Linked DNA regions of Homo sapiens: region 2 is linked to region 1. A link is a loop called in an ENCODE intact Hi-C map of the cell type or tissue named here. Cell type or tissue: mammary epithelial cell. All regions are shown on one strand.

What was found. Hi-C counts contacts between places; a loop is a spot of excess contacts. Peaks named below come from ENCODE experiments on the same cell type or tissue, not always from the same donor. Only the 100,000 strongest peaks of a DNase experiment are listed, where the experiment ranks them.
Region 2: a loop joins it to region 1, with 8 times the contacts of the local background. A loop is called at or near these places in 2 of 110 quality-filtered maps.

Annotation. Positions count from the first base shown.
Region 1 is chr20:45,543,250-45,551,249 of GRCh38, forward strand. EPPIN-WFDC6 (EPPIN-WFDC6 readthrough) reads right to left here and starts at 4,152. Exons shown (of 5, transcript NM_001198986.2): 1 at 4,018-4,152; 2 at 2,390-2,521. The coding sequence starts at 4,108. EPPIN (epididymal peptidase inhibitor) reads right to left here and starts at 4,152. Exons shown (of 4, transcript NM_020398.4): 1 at 4,018-4,152; 2 at 2,390-2,521. The coding sequence starts at 4,108. It also overlaps a transcript of WFDC8 not described here. In mammary epithelial cell, a CTCF peak has its summit at 3,002 (motif pointing right); no DNase peak of the experiment used is centred here.
Region 2 is chr20:45,958,463-45,966,462 of GRCh38, forward strand. It overlaps ZNF335 (zinc finger protein 335), which reads right to left. Exons shown (of 28, transcript NM_022095.4): 7 at 7,166-7,312; 8 at 5,276-5,528; 9 at 5,011-5,188; 10 at 3,608-3,720; 11 at 2,402-2,420; 12 at 2,154-2,270; 13 at 1,987-2,063; 14 at 1,746-1,906; 15 at 739-971. Among named protein-coding and RNA genes, the nearest start is that of ZNF335, 9.7 kb to the right of the region's middle. In mammary epithelial cell, a CTCF peak has its summit at 4,708 (motif pointing left); no DNase peak of the experiment used is centred here.

The DNA of each region.
Region 1 (8,000 bases):
CCAAAGATTGCCAGCAAAGCACCAGAAGCCAGGGGAGAGCAATGGAACATGCTTCTTCCCCATAACCCTGACAAGGAACCAACCATGCTGACACCTTGATCTCGGACTTCTAGCCTGAGGAACTGTGAGACAATACATTTCTGTTGTTTAAGACTCCCAGTCAGTGGTGCTTTGTTATAGCAACTCTACCAAACAAATGCAGGTCCCAACTAAATAATGCTTACACAGTTCCATTTGGGTAAATCTCCACTGCTAAACAATTAGATCCTGTTGATTTTTACCTCCTAATAGCTCACCTCTCTGCCAGTCTCTTTAATATAAGCCTCAGTGTCTCATGCCTGGACTGTTGAGGTGACCTCAGATTGATCCCCCTGCCTCCATTCCTGGCCCCTCCAATCAATCCTTCATGCTTCCCACCAGAGAGAAGGATCTGATGGATCTGAGAGCCAGGCTTATCATGTCATTGCACAGAGAAGACCTACCTTCACTCTATGACAATGTCCTCCCATGACCCACAAGGCCCTTCATTGTCTGGCTCCTACTGTGACGCTGGCCTCCTCTCCTGCCGCAGAACCCCTTTGAGCCACATGCTCCAGCAGTACTCAACACACCGTGCTACCTCTATACCTCCATCCCTTTGCACTGCTCACAGTGACACTCTTCTTACTTCAAAACCTTTCTCAGACATCAACTGCTGTGATGTCACTCTTGACCCCATTCTACATTCCTCACTGCCACACCTTGCTTCAGAGTCTTGTGCATTCATTTTTCATTTGTTTATATCTTCAGTCTCATCCCTGAGGCTGTGAGTTTCTAGTGAGCAGGGAGTGAGTTTCTAGTGTATCTGCTTTCATCTTGGCATCCCAATTCCTAACAGGTAGCCTGGCACAGTACAGAACCTTATGGAACGTTGAGGATAAACGAAATGTATCCTGATCTGAACTGAATAAATTATTCATTGAGCACCTATTATGTGCTCAATGCTTCAAGGAACAGAGAAAAGGCATGATCTCTGCTATTTAGGAGCCCTTAGCCAAGAATTACAAATAAGCGAATAGGTATCAGGTGGCTACTGTGTGCCAGGCATAACTCTAATCACATCATGCAGATCAATTGGATCCTCAAAATAATCTTTTACACTGATCCTTTTATTATCTGAGGAAACTGACTCACAGTGAGGGAAAGTTGTTAATTTATCCAAGACAAAAAGGCTCGTAAAAACTGGAGGTAAGAGTTGAACTCAGGATGGCTGAATTCAGAATCCTTACCTGCTGGCATATGAGTGACTTAGCCCCCTAACCTGCCCACTCTACTTCTCTGTCAAGTCCTGTTCACTTTGCCTCCTATGTCCTACTCTTTCTTTCAAGCAGGTCCTACTCTTCTTCATCCCCTCAGCTACCTCTAGTTCCGGCCACCATTTCTATCATCTTGAAGTCCTTTAAGATACTCTGTTCCTCCTATTTTAAACTCGATAGATGTAGTATGAACCTGGTCATATGATGCCCCGCCTCGGTGGATTGCCATAGCCCTTGGGATCCAGGCAAGACTCTTTAATCTGGCCCACCATACCTGAATTGTTTGATCTCTGCCCACCCAGAATCTGTTTTCCTTGTACCATGCTCGTGCTCACTCTGCGTTCTGGACTCCCAAGGCCCCACCACTGAGCCTTTGTGCATGCTACTGCCTGTGCCTGGAAAACCCCTCCACCCACTTTTTGCCTAAAACATTACCCATCTTTCTCAACTCAACCCCAGATTTTCTTTCTCAAAGAAGGCAATCCCAACCCCCCTGACCACACTGAGACCAAATCCTATTGTGGGTCTCAGAGGCACTCAATCAGTATTTGTTGAATGAATAAAAACAGAATCTTTGATAGTCTTTTTGCATCCCAGGGTGATGGGCATGAAACTAAGATGCAGCAGAAAGGAGAAACCCTCTGTTCTGGAGCAGTCAGGAGAGGCGTTTTGGTGCAAAGTTGGATTTGTGTAGGCAGAGAGGTGGTCACTCCATAGCAAAAAAGTTGGGAAATATAAATTGCTTAATTTATCACTTGCAGCATATGTTAGGGCAACGATGGCCACCTGGGAGCTCAAAAAATTATAAGAGTGACAGGTATCCAAATAGCCAAAAGAATCTGATTCAATGCCACTGATTCACCAATGATTTGTTCTGGGAAACTGAGTCTCAGACATTACCTGATAGGATAAGGTCATTCCTAATGGCACACACCATATTTGGCACAGTAATGAATCTAAATCGCAGGTCTCCCAAGTCCAGCAGTTTTGCCAGAGACCAGCCCTCAGCGATCAGGGCACAAAGCCAGTCCAGGAAGGCAGAAGGTGAGGACAGGGGGAGGAGGGGTTGGTTATTCTGCAGCTCTGAATATTACCTTGTTTGAGATCTAAACATTTTTTTCCGCAGCTGAAGACACAACACTTCTTGTTGTCCTGGCATTGTCTGTCCTTTGTACACACATCCCTTTCTTGGAATTCACATTCTTCTCTGATTTTGGGACATCTCCCTAGGGAAAGAGCGGTTTTACACCCGTGTGCCTTAGAGAGCATAGTGTCTCCCCACTTTGCCAGACACAAGGCAATTCTAGAGAGTCAGGGAAGTTTGCTTTCAGTTTGCTTGCCCCCAGGAGTTCTTTTCCTCAGGGCAGCCTCACTCATTTCCCTACTGCCTACACCCCCACCACTCCCCAGTGACCTCTCCTCCCTCTATTCCCACCCCCCAGCTCCATCCCATCTAAGGCAGAATTTCTCAACCACTGGTGATATTTGGGCTGGATAATTCTTTGTTTGGGGGGCTGAACTGGGGATTGTAGGATGTTTAGCAGCATCCCAGGCCTCTTCCCATCAGAATCCAGTAGCACCCCTGATTGTAACAACTGAAAATGTCTCCAGGCACTGCAAAGGTCCCCTGGAAGGCAAAATCACACCATTGTGGGCCACTGATGTAAGCCAATGCGGTCTTTTTGGCCTTGTTGAGGAATCCATGTTTGGAAGTTCCTCTAGGTGGTAGTATTATACAGCAATTAGTATCACTTACCCCGGAGCCAGTTTAGATTTTGAATTCTGACTTGGTCTGAATTCTGACCCTCTCTGAACCTTGGTTTCATCATCTGTAAAATCATTTTGCCCTTACGGATTTTGTGAGAAAACAATGAGACAAAGTATATAAAGCCCTAATCAAAGTAACTGATGCACAGTCATATTATCTAACATTTGCTAAGTATTTACCATAAGCCGAGCACTCTTCTAAGCATTTTAAATGTATGATCTCATTTAATCTTTATAATTGCTCTATGAAGGAAGTTCTATTAATATCCCCATTTTACACATGCGGAAACTGAGACCCATGAAATTTAAGTAACTTGCCCAAGATTACAGGGCTACCAAGATTTGAACCCACTAAGTCTGATTCCAGATCCCTCTGTTGTTTTAGAAATCCCTTTTCAGAAATCCTTACTTCCTGAGTGTTCAGCAAATGATACCAATGATCATTGTTACATTATAGTCATGGAATTAATATTCCACAACTAATGTGTCTTAAGTTTAAAGAGACTTCTGGATGCTGTCCTTTATCTCAAAGTTAGGGAACCCCTAGGGATACAGGGACACTTTATGGGACTACATTTGAAAGAACCAAGAGTGGATAGAGATGATGCCTCAAGGAAGGGGCCTGTTTTGCTTGTGGGGTAAGGAGAAGGTCCCTTGGTTTCCCGGATTCCTGTAGCGACTCCCCTGAAAGCTAGATCCTGTGACTCTCCTCCACCTGCTTGATAAAGACCCTCCACTTCAAAGGAGCTGAAAGTGGGGATTGCCTAAGTTGGGGTTACTGCATTCCCAGAAGGAATCTTACACAGGAGGGATCTTACAAATATCTCTCTCCTCTCCCAACCCGGGACCTGGGCTAAGATGGTGGAAAGCAACCCACATCTGAAGAGTTCTTCCCTGTTCCTTCCTCCCAGCAAACTCCCCTCTCTCTAGGGTAAGGGCTGAGGCCAATACTTACTGGGAAATAACCAATCAGTCAGACCAGGTCCCTGGACATTCGCTAAGAGGACGAATAGCACCAGGAGGCTCAAAAGTCCAGAAGATCCCATGTTGAAGAGAGGCCAGCCTTTCTGGTGGTTCCCGAATTTGGAATGCTCAGCTGCTGCACCTTGGATATAAGAACTGGAGACAAGCCAGCCACCCCCTTTCTTGCTGGGAACACTAAGTTCCCAAGGTCACAAATGGGACTAACTGGCACCCACAGCTCACAGCTTGGGAGGAAGGGTCTCTTATTGAATGGATCTTGATCCTTACACCCCTAGGCTGCACTGGGCTGGGGGCTCTAGTCAACCACAGGGAGTGGGCAAAGCGTGTCTCCCACTTTCCAGGCTACCTTCAGAGTGAATGCCACCATCTTGGGTCTTCATCTTGATAACTTGGAGAGTGGTGGAATGTCCTCATTCTTCATTCATTTTCCATCGTACGTGCACACTTACTAGCACACTCCTTCTGCTTGTCTCTGACAATGTGTCTCTGTCGGTCTCTTGGTATCTCATTGTTTATCTGTGCCTCTCTGTGCCTAAGTCTACTGTTTCTCTTTCCCCATGGTCTCTGTGTTCCTTTCTCCCTCTCCCACAGTTTCCTCCCATCCTTCTGTCTTTTATTGTATCTTTGGTTCACTCATATTCGTTGACTAAGGCCAAAGAATACAGATTTGCCACAGAGCAGGGTGTAGGGGAGGAATCAGGCTGATAGCAGAGTCTTCAGAGAATGTTTCTCAAAGTTTTGTTGCTCTGAGAGCAAGAGAGGATATCAGAGCTTAGAGGGAGCCTTTATCATCACTGCCAGCTCCTTGATGTCTGAGGAACTATGAAGTGAAGGGACTTGCCTGGGAGACTGCAGTGGAATAAAGTTCAGTAACACAGCAGACTTTGGGGATTCTAACTGGGCTGCTAGAGGAGCTGTGGGAAAGAGGTGCTGGGGAACTTGGACAGCTTTCCTTTCCTACAGCCATGGAATCTACACTGGCCACTCAGCCAGTCCTGGGAAGAAGAGAGACACTCTTTACAGAGTAAATGTTATCCCGAGGGCTCCCGTTTTCTTCTCTAACTAGGAGTTACCCTTTTGGGCCAAGTTTGTTCTCCAAATTTTCCTACATGACAGACAGAGGCCAGACAAAGACAGCCTTATTATCAGAGAGTGACTATATGGTCACAAAATTTAGGATCACAGACAGCCGCCGTAAGAATCCCATGCCACCAACTTGACAATCTCACTTGAAGAGACTACCGAATCAAATTTTTCTTTTCTTTTTTCTTCTTTTCTTTTCTTCTCTTTTCCTTTCCTTTCCTTTCCTTTCCTCTTCTCTTCTCTTCTCCTTTCCTTTCCTTTCCTTTCCTTTCTTTTCTTTTCTTTTCTTTTTTTTCTTTAAAAACATTCTTGCTCTGTCATCCAGGCTGGAGTGCAGTGGCACAATCTCGGCTCACTGCAATCTCCACCTTCCCGGTTCAAGCAATTCGTGCCTCGACCTCCCAAGTAGCTGGGATTACAGGCATGCACCACCATGCACAGCTAATTTTTGTATATTTAGTAGAGATGACGTATCGCCCTTGGCCAGGCTGGTCTCCACCTCCTGGCCTCAAGCAATTTGCCCACCTAAGCCTCCCAAAGTGTTGGGATTACAGGCATGAGCCACCGTGCCTGGCTAGAATTTCTAATGAATGAGTAAGACGTCGTAAGCAGTGCTGTTTCACTCATTTCATTTCCCATATTCTCACAAACTCAGCCCAGGAGAGAGTGAAAACTGGAATATCTAAGTGGAAGGGCTCTGAGGGACCATCAAGCCCTATTTCTCAATTTATAGATGGGAATCATAAGGCCCAGAGAAGTGAGGATGCTGACTAAATGTCACCCAGCAAGTGAGTGTCAGAAATAAGATTAAGAGGGAGCTGAGCACACAAGTTCTTGCCAGAGGACACCAGGGCATGTTTTGATGTTGGTGTGGATATAATATTTTCTTGTAGAGTTGAAGGTAGAGAGGAAGGGTGAGTCTAAAGGAATGAAGTAATGTCTTTAGTGGAGACAGAGGCTGAACACCCACAAAGTGAAAGTCAGTAAATTTCTTTTTTTTTTTTTGAAACGGAGTCTCACTCTGTCACCCAGGCTGGAGTGCAGTGGCGCAAACTTGGCTCACCAAAGTCAGTAAATTTCTAAATGGTACCCAGGGTCCCCAATTAAGGCTGCATTTTTTCGTAAATTTTATTGAAAATAAATTAACTATCTTTCTGGTTGCTTCATTCCATTCTGTCTTGCCTAATTTTCAGGCCCATCCAAGCATCTCACTTTCCAAGCAGGTGAAATAAAATTTATGTCTTTGGGACTTGGGATAAATCATGGTTTTGGCCCCTTCTCTCCAATAATTTCTTGGAGAAGGCTGGGTAAGGACCCACCTGGGGTTTTGCCTCTCCTTTCTTCATCCTTTCTCATTGAGGGCATGGTGCCCTACCTCTGCCTCCAGGCCAATTCTCTCCCAGGAACAATCCTGTGCTTAGAACAGGGGACTCCAACGAGAACCAACAAGATCAGCCTCTACCTGGCACCTCCTGCTTTTTCATTAGCCCAAGATCTGTCACATGGACTGATTCTCTGTCACTGGCTTCCTATGTTGTTCCCTCTGCCTCTAACTCTATTACTAAGTTACATGTTTGCTCCCCCAAGTAAGCTCTGAACTCCATTAAACAGGTCTGTGTCTAGAACGCAGTGCTTAAAACATGAATAGGCCCCAAATAAACACTCAGTACATCTTGCTGGAAGAGCAAGGTAGGTGGGGGGGATTGGTAGGTGTGTGAATAGGTAGGTAGCTATGTGGATGGATGGGTGGCTGGTAGAGTGTGATAAGTGGGAAGATGGTTGAGCAGGGAGAGGGATTAGTGAGGAAAGCATGGATGTTTGGGTACATGAATGCATGGATTATGGATGGGTGGATGATTGGGTGAATAAGTGGATTGGATTGAATATAAAGATGGATAGGGTAGTGATGGGATATGTGGGCCTATTGATGGAGGCTGTTTGAATGAAAGGTGGAAGAGTGCATTGGTAGGGGGATGGAGGGAGTTAGGTATAGAAATGATGAATATGTATTTTGATGGGTATGAAAGAGTGTGTGCATGTGTGTGTGTGCAGAGAAAGGGGGAAGAGAGAGGTCAATAATAGGAAGATGAATTAAAGGCTAGATGGGCAAGTGGGTCTGTAGAAGAAAGATGAGTAAGAAAAGTAAGTGGATAGACATATGGAGTAGGCAAATAGCTAAGTTGAAAAGTGTGTCAGTGGAAGGAAAGGAGGGATAGGTGAGTGGGGATTGGGTATTTGCATATGTGTTGAGTGAATGGATAGGTGAGTAAAGGGATTGAATAGTTAGTAAATAGGTGGGTGGAAACATGAATGTACAAATGAAAGCATTAACCAAAGTTAAAGATATAAAAGAATTATATAGAGAACAATTTATGCTACTCTAAAGTAATACATGTGAAAATATAGGAAAAATGGATCAATTTTACCAAAATACAAAAGACCAAAATTTGCAGAAGAGGAGGTAGAAAACCTGCAGACTATAAGATGAAATATTTAAAAATTACTAAAATATACCACTAGAAAGAACCTGATCTAGATGCTTTTGGAGCTGAATTTTGGTAGCCTTCAAAAAATGCTGAATTGCTATATTATGTAAAATATTTCAGAGCATAGAAAAAGTAGCTAGGTTTCCCAATTAGTTCCCATACTCATTTTTTGAAAGTAATATGACCCAAATAGAAAAAACAAATTTAAAAAGACCTATTTTTCTTTTGACTATAGATGTGAAAATTCAAACTATACTATTAGCTAAAAAGAACCAATAATATATTGATACAGCAGTCTGCAATTAAGTTTATTAAGAATGCAAGGATGGCTCAAGAAAATTTAGTAATTTATTATGCCAACAAATTAGAAGAGAAAAATCATTAT
Region 2 (8,000 bases), 420 kb after region 1:
GAACCCATGACTGTGTGATTCCAGGGCCTGTGATCTACCAGCAAGTCATGTGGTCCATCTTTCCAGGGATAGTGTGTCAGCTCACGTGGCAGAGACTGCTAGCTACCTATCCTGAGGCCATCCTCCTCTTCCCTCTTGCTAACAGAACTCTGATTTTCACCAGGGTGGCAATGTACCCAGCTCCAAGACATTTCTCAGCCTCCCTTGCAGCTAGGTAAAGTGTGGCCACATGACTAAGCAACGATCTTCAGGTGAAGTTCATGAGGAATGATGGATAGATGGTAGGTATCCTTTTTGCCTCTCCCCCATCCCTTCCTCCTGCTTCCTGCCTGGGATGTGGCTGGGAAGGCTGGTGCTCCTGCAGCTATACTGGACCATGAGGCAACTACAAAGATGAAAGTCATATGCCTGGGATGACTGGGCAAAGATACTGAGAACTTATTCCCTTACGACTGTATAATCACCGCACCAGCCCTAGACTGCCGACCTGTGGAATTCTTGTATAAGAGAGAATAAAAACTATGATCACAGTTAAGTTACTGGTGTTTCCATTCTCTATTACCAGCACTAGAAAGCCACCCTTACTCTAAGCTTAGGGCTGGCATATGTGTGACTCAGTGAGTTTTTACCACAGTCTCAAGAGGCAGGGATTATTTTGTTGCATCTCAATGTGCAAATGATGCTGGGGCTGGGAGAAGCGGCCTCACTCTGTCATCCTGACCCATGCCCCGACCTTACCTCAGGAGGTCCTGGGGAACTGGGAGGTGGTCCAGGGGCCGCACTGTGCTGCTGCTTCAGCTCCTCAATCTGCTGCAGAGAGAAGAAGGGGCGACGGCGGGAGGGGGGCTCCTCAGGGTGGCGCCTCCCCCATTCCTCGAAGCTGCTTGCGTGTCGGCACCGTACGTGCAGGCGCAGGTTCTTCTTGTGCCGTGTGCTGAAGTGGCAGTACTCACAGGCGAAGGGCTTGGCCCCTGGAGGCACATGTTGGGGCATGCTTAAGTCTGCCCGTCCCTAGCCTACCCCCTCCAGGAATCCTTTCTTGACCCTAAGGATCTCTCCAACTGACTGACTTCCAGCGATTCATTCCCGTATGTAGGCAAACACATGCCACTGTCCATTCTGGTGGCCCAGGACAGAAATGAATCAGGGCCGCCCTCTGCACTCAAGAGCCTTCCTGTGCCTACCTATTTGCAAAGTCATGTGACTACAAGCTCCTGTGGGTCATCACAGGACTCTGGCTAAGGGAACCCCTGGCTCCTTTTCTGTAATCGCCCCTAGTGTGCTGACCAGGGAGCTAGGCACCAAAGAAACAATGTTTGCAGTGCAGCTTCTGTGGGCCAAGCCAATGGCGTTGCTTCTGCAGCTTCATCTGCCAAGGCAGGGTCTGGAAGAGCCTCCTCTCCAGCCCCAGTGCCAGCACACACAAGGCTCAAGGAACAAATGGAACTTACTTTCATCATAGCCATATGGCAGGCACTCTGATTCCCCCATTTCATAAATATGGAAGGCTCGGAGAGGGCAAGCGACCGGCCCAGAGCCATCCAGAGAACAACCAGCCAAGCAGGAACCCAGGCTCAGGTTAGGGTGAATACGCCTATGGGAAATTCTCTTTACACTTGAAGGACTTGGGCTGTTCTGTGGCTGGGGCTACCGAGGGGGAAGGAAGAGGATGGGAGCTAAGCCTCTGATCAGGGGTACAGGGCACTGAGGGCTGGTGAGTGGGGCTGGGGTGTGTCCAGCCTGACCTGTGTGCTTGACAGCCACATGGGACAGCAAGAAGTCCTCTCGGAAGGTGCGGTAGGGACAAAAGCTGCATTTGAAGGGCTTGTCACTGACGTGGGACAACTGGTGGTTCAGCAGTGCCTTCTTGTCTTCACAAACAAACTCACAGAACTCACACTTGAACCTGGAGGCGGTTAGAGGGAGGGAAGCTCAGTAATGAGCTGGGGACTGCTCCCGTCCCCAGGGGCCTCCAAGGGGATGTACCTGCGGTTGGCAACAGCCTGGATGTGCGTGAGCAGGTGCATTTTGAAGGTGTAGCGCTTCTTAAAGGACTTTCCACACTGTGAGGGGTGGAGAGCAGTGAGATGGCGATCACCCTCCATCACCCAGGGGAGGCCCTCCTCTCAGCCCCAGCCCTGGCTCCCACCCACCTTGTCACACATGTGGGGCTTCTCAGTGCTGTGCGTCTTCATGTGCTGCGTGAGTCTTTTCTGCATGGGGTACACACGGCCACACACAGGGCAGGGGAAAGAGCTCAGCTTTGGAGTCTAGGAAGGCATAAGAAGGGGCCAGATGGAGAAAGAAGTGGAGGAGGGAGGATAAAACCTCCCCTCTTGTCCTCACCCCCATAAACAACCCCCGGGCAGGTTCCCTTCCCAGGCCAGCACGCCAGACTCACCGGATCTGGCCTCTTCTTCCTGTGGGGAAAAGGCCGAGGAATTAGACCAGAGCTTCCCCAAGCCCACTCTAGACCCTCTCACACTGAACAGACCCAGCCTCAGCTATGAGCCTACTCCCTGCCAAGGCCCCTTTCTCTTAGAATAGTGCTTCCCCAGCTGGAGTTCACTGGGGAAAACGCTAAGGGGCACGCTGTAAATAACATATTCTGCACTCAAATATATTTGTGAAATGGTACATTCTTTCTGTCTGTCAATCACAAAATGTTACTTGCATATTAAAAGCTCTAAGGATCAGTTAAGGCCCGGAGTTTGAGACCAGCCTGGGCAACATAACAAGACATCGTCTCTACAAAAAAAAATTAGTAAATAATAAAAAGTTAGCCGGGTGTGCTGGTTAGCACCTGTAGTCCCAGCTACTCGGAAGGCTGAAGCAGAAAGATCGCTTAAGCCTGGGAGGTTGAGGCTGCAGTGAGCTGTAATTGTGCCACTCTATTCCAGACTGGGTGACAGAGTGAGACCCTGTCAATCAGTCAATAAAAGCTCTAAGAAATCCTGCAGGAAAGAGGTGTTGAACAGCTCTGCAAGCTGGTGAACCTACACTAATCTTACTTAGCCACAGAACCTTTTTTTTTTTTTTTTTTCATTTAAAAAAAAGAAACCTTAAAGTATCTTGGGCTGGCTTTTCCACACACACAGCTGGAGCTACTGTCCCAGGGGATCTGTCTCCAACCTCTGCTCACACACCACCTCTCATGAAGCGAACTCCTTCCTGAAGCTCGGGATCGAATTATAATCCTGTGAGCAATCATTAGGTGCATAAGAACTTGTGTTTCTCTGTCTCAGGTGCACTCTCAGCCCTGTGAGAGATGAGTAGGATCTGGAGTCCAGAAGATCTTGGATCATTTACTGAACTCCTTTAGGTACACAATTTCCTTCAATCCCTTCAACAACTGTCCCCGTTTGATGAGAAACTAAAGCTCACAAGAGGTAAGAGGCTGAGCTGGGGACCTCAAGGCCTGGTACTGTCCTGTTCTAAGCCAAATGAACTGGGGTGAACTGCCTTTCTGCTCATGCCTGTAGTGTGCAGCAAATGGGGCTGGCTCAGAGCAGGAGCACGGTAAGTGGGAACCATGGTTATCCCGGGCCTCCACTTCCCCACCCAACCTGGCCTCTCTTGCCCAGGTCCCTCCCACCCCCACACTGACCGGTCCCGGCTGTGCACAGCGGCGTGCCGAATGACGTCCTTCCGGTAGACACTGGTGTAGCTGCACTCGTCACACTTGTAGGGCTTGCTGCCCACGTGGTTGAACATGTGCTCCTGGGAGACAGACAAAAGGATGGTGGGCTGGGGCTTGGCCTCCTCTCCCATCCCCGTCCCCACCATGCCTGTGGCCACAGTCTTAGGGTTGCTGCGGGAGCAGCTCACAGAACACAGGCATGTGGACAACACACCCCGACGCAAGGGTCAAAACCTAGGAAGGCCCGGGGACTGTCCCCAGCGAGAGCACCCACTCTGTGCCAGGCTCTGTGCTGGCTCACAACTTGACAAAGAAGGAACCTGAGTCTCAGGGTGGAGGGACCTTGCGATGGCAGAGCTTGGAGCTGAAGCCAGGCAGCATGGCGCCGCAGCCTCCACCTCTCCCACTGCGTCACGAGACATCTTCTCTGCAGAACCCACATAACAGCCCACAGCACAGCGTGCACAGAGCACAGGGGCTCGCTCTGACCACCGTGCCCGGAAGTACCCTCTCCCACAGCTGCCAACTTGCACATTGGCCAGGCCGAGCCACAGTTTCCTGGGGGTCAGTAGAATGGGACTATGGACACCTACGACCTCATTGGGCTGCAATAAGGATTTAATTATCCAGTTACTGCATAAAAGGCTCAGGGCTGCTGCAGGCCACATGGTAGCTTGTGTTAAGGAGAAAAAGGAACCGTTTTTTTTTTTTTGTTTGTTTGTTTTTTTGAGACAGAGTTTCGCTCTTGTTGCCCAGGCTGGAGTGCAATGGTGTGATCTTGGCTCACTGCAACCTCTGCCTCCCGGGTTCAAGCGATTCTCCTGCCTCAGCATCCCAAGTAGTTGGGATTACAGGCATGCACCACCATGCCCAGCTAATTTTGTATTTTTAGTAGAGATGGGGTTTCTCCATGTTGGCCAAGCTGGTCTCAAACTCCTGACCTCAGGTGATCCACCTGCCTCAGCCTCGCAAAGTGCTGGGATTACAGGAGCAAGCCACTGCACCTGGCCTAAAAGGAACCCTTTTCTTGAGACACATGACTGCCATCTGCTGGAAATCTTTCTAACACATGGAATCAGATGAAAACAGTTTTATGGCGTCTGTGGTGGTGAAGATATGCTGCCACTGTGCACTGTGCCGCCTGCAAAACCGCCTGTGGCAGCCCTTCCCAGCCCCTCCCCACATTCCCGCAAGCTCTGAGGAGCTGAGCGTTCTTCGGTACGCCAGTGAGCCAGACACGCGTTCTGAAGAGCAGCAGGAGAGCGTGACCCAGAATGCTCTGTGACTCCATTCTCCCTCAGTGGCACCAGCTGGCCTCTGCTTGCCTTCTTCACCCTCCCATGAGCCCCAAGCCTCTTTGGCTCCCGCACCTTGAGCGAGGACCAGCGGCGGGAACGATAGCTGCACTGCAGGCACTTGAAGAGCTGGGGATCGCCAGCCTCATGGGAGTTGACGTGGAAGCGCAGGTCCTCGTGGGACAGAAAGCGAGAACCACAGATGCGGCACAGGAAGGGCCTCAAAAGTGGTTTGGGCGACTTGTAATAGTACCTGCAGGATGAGAGTGTGGCGGAAAGGTCTGGTGGGGTTGGTGGCTTAACCACATGCATGCCCCACCCTCACCTCTGCTCCACATACTTGCGGTATTTCTTGCCTAGGAAGCGCCTGGAAGGTCGACCTCGGCGCCGGGGCAGAGTGTCATGCTCATCCGGGCAGGAGGGGGCTGCGTTCTCTGCATCTGACTGGCTCACACCAGCTTCCACAGGGGTCCTGCTCACCTTGCCCATGGCCACCAGGTGTCCTGGGCCTGAGGAGCTGGGAGCCTCGGGATCCTGTGGCTCTGGAGGGCTCTGTCCACTCTGGGAACTCACTAGAGGCTCTCCTTCCACACCTGCCACGGACATGCCAGGTCACAAGCCAGCCACTGACACACCAGGACAGACGTGGACAAGTGGGCCAGAGGCCAGCCAAAATATCCTCCCACCCACTCATCACAGACCACTGATGGGTGCATTGAGTCACATGACACAGACAGCCTGTGGTTAGAGGGCAGCATGGATACTACCGCCCAACAGCCGACATTCTGTCAGCACAGTAGGACCTGGCCTGGATTAGAGCAACGGCGAGAGCTGGGACCTCCCAGTCAGGAGACCTGGGTTCCAGGCACGGCTCTGTCACTGACATGCTGTGCACCTACAGACAAAGCCATTCCTCTCCCGGAGTCTCATTTGCCCCATTTATCCAAGGGAGGCCAGAATGGCGGCTTTGGTGACTTCACAGAACAATCTAAGGCTCGGGAAGCAATAGGAGTGCTTTAACACTGGCATTCCCCAGGGAGGTCAGGCAGCTGGAGGGCTGATGGGAGGGAAGGAGGGAGATGTGACTTCCATGCTTGCAAACCATTTGGACAATCTAAATCTGTTACCTCTTCAAAAACATTGACAGTATTTAAATATTAAATATGTACTAGACAAATTAACAATACAGACAATGCAGGTAATGTTCTGCTTCTTGACTGGGTTATACAGGTGCTTGGTTACACAGGTGTGTGCACCTTGTGAAAACTCATTGACCTGGGCAGAATATGTGTAACTTTCCATACATATGTGCCTCGGTAAAAAGGCCTTTTTGAAATAGAGACTAAAGAATACAATAGGCCAAGTGCGGTGGCTCACGCCTGTAATCCCAGCACTTTGGGAGGCTGAGGTGGGCAGATCACCTGAGGTCAGGAGTTTGAGACCAGCCTGGCCAATATGGTGAAACCCTGTCTCTACTAAAAAAATTAAGTCGGTGTGGTGGTGGGCGCCTGTGATCCCAGTTACTCAGAAGGCTGAGGCACGAGAATTGCTCGAACCTGGGAGACAGGGGTTGCAGTGAGCCGAGATCATGACGCTGCACTCCAGCCCGGGCAAGAGTGAAACTCTGTCTCAAAATAATAATAATAATAATAATAATAATAATAATAATAATACAACAACTCTCCAACCATAAACAGCTGCCACTGTACTCTTTTGTGTGTATTTAACCCTTAAGCAATCCTAAAAGGCATGCTGCTATAACCTCCATGCATAAATAAAGGGACTGGAGATTTAAGCTCCAAGTCACACAGACTGCAGGCGGCAGAGCTGGTGCTCACACCACGGCTGGGTCCTTTCTGTCCCCAGCCAGTAATGCTCCGAACCAGGGCTCCTCTGATAGTCCCAGGCCTCAGACTTATTCCTCTCTTCTCATTTCAGTAATATTTAAAACTTATCTTACGCATTCAGTGATAAAGTCCCAAATTTCTCTTTTGCTATGACAAATTGTGGTGAAAGGCATTTCCATAAAGCTGAGAGAGTTTCCTGAGTCAGGGTTTCTTGAGCTTGAGTCTTTGAGGGCTTTCCCCTTTCCCTGGAGGCCTGCAGGTGACCCGGTTTGAGACAGCTGCCCTGCAGGGCACACTCAGTCCCCAGAACTCCACAGAGACAAGCAGGGAGAGAGGCCACTCCTGACCCACCCACACGAGCCCCTCCCAAGACCAAGCCTCACCATCTGGGAGGTCTGAGATCTCCAGGCGGGGCAGCTTCCGGGGCCGGCCAGGTCTCCTTCGGGGCCTTGGGGTACTGGGGGTGGGGCGCTGGAGCCGAAGCTGCCGGCCTCGGGGCTCATCCTCAGCTGGATTATAGTCGCTATCCTCTGTGGGGGACAGTAAAGTTGGTGAACAGTGAGTGGCGGGACCTGCCCTTTCAGCCCTGACCCCTTGCCCAGCTCACTTCCCTACCCCTGCATACTCCTCCTCCAAGCCCACAGCGATGCCTCCTCCAGAAAGCCCTCCTGATCTCCTCTGGCTGACTTGGCGTTCCTGCCCTGAGCCCCTGAAGTTCTTTCTCTACCCTTCCTGGCACCTACCACTAGCTCATAAAGCACCTTCATGTGAATAGGGAAAAGGCAACCCTTCCTCCAGACACTGTACAGCCAGTTAGAAAAAAGTTTAAATAAACATTGAAGTCCACAAACTCTACGGCTGCCCTATCCAAAACAGCTGCCACCAGCCATATGTAGCTATTGAGCCCTTGAAATATGCCTAGTCCAAACTGAGATATAATTAAGTGTAAAATAATGAATTTCAAAAAATTGGTATTAAAAAACTCACCAATAATTTTTTTTTTTTTTGGTATTTTAGTAGAGACAGGATTTCACCGTGTTAGCCAGGATGGTCTCGATCTCCTGACCTTGTGATCCATCTGCCTCAGCCTCCCAAAGTGCTGAGATTACAGGCGTGAGCCACTGTGCCCGGCCAAAACTCACCAGTAATTGTTATGATGACTGCATACTGAAATATTTTAGGGCCAGGCACAGCCGCTCACACCTGTAATCCCAGTGC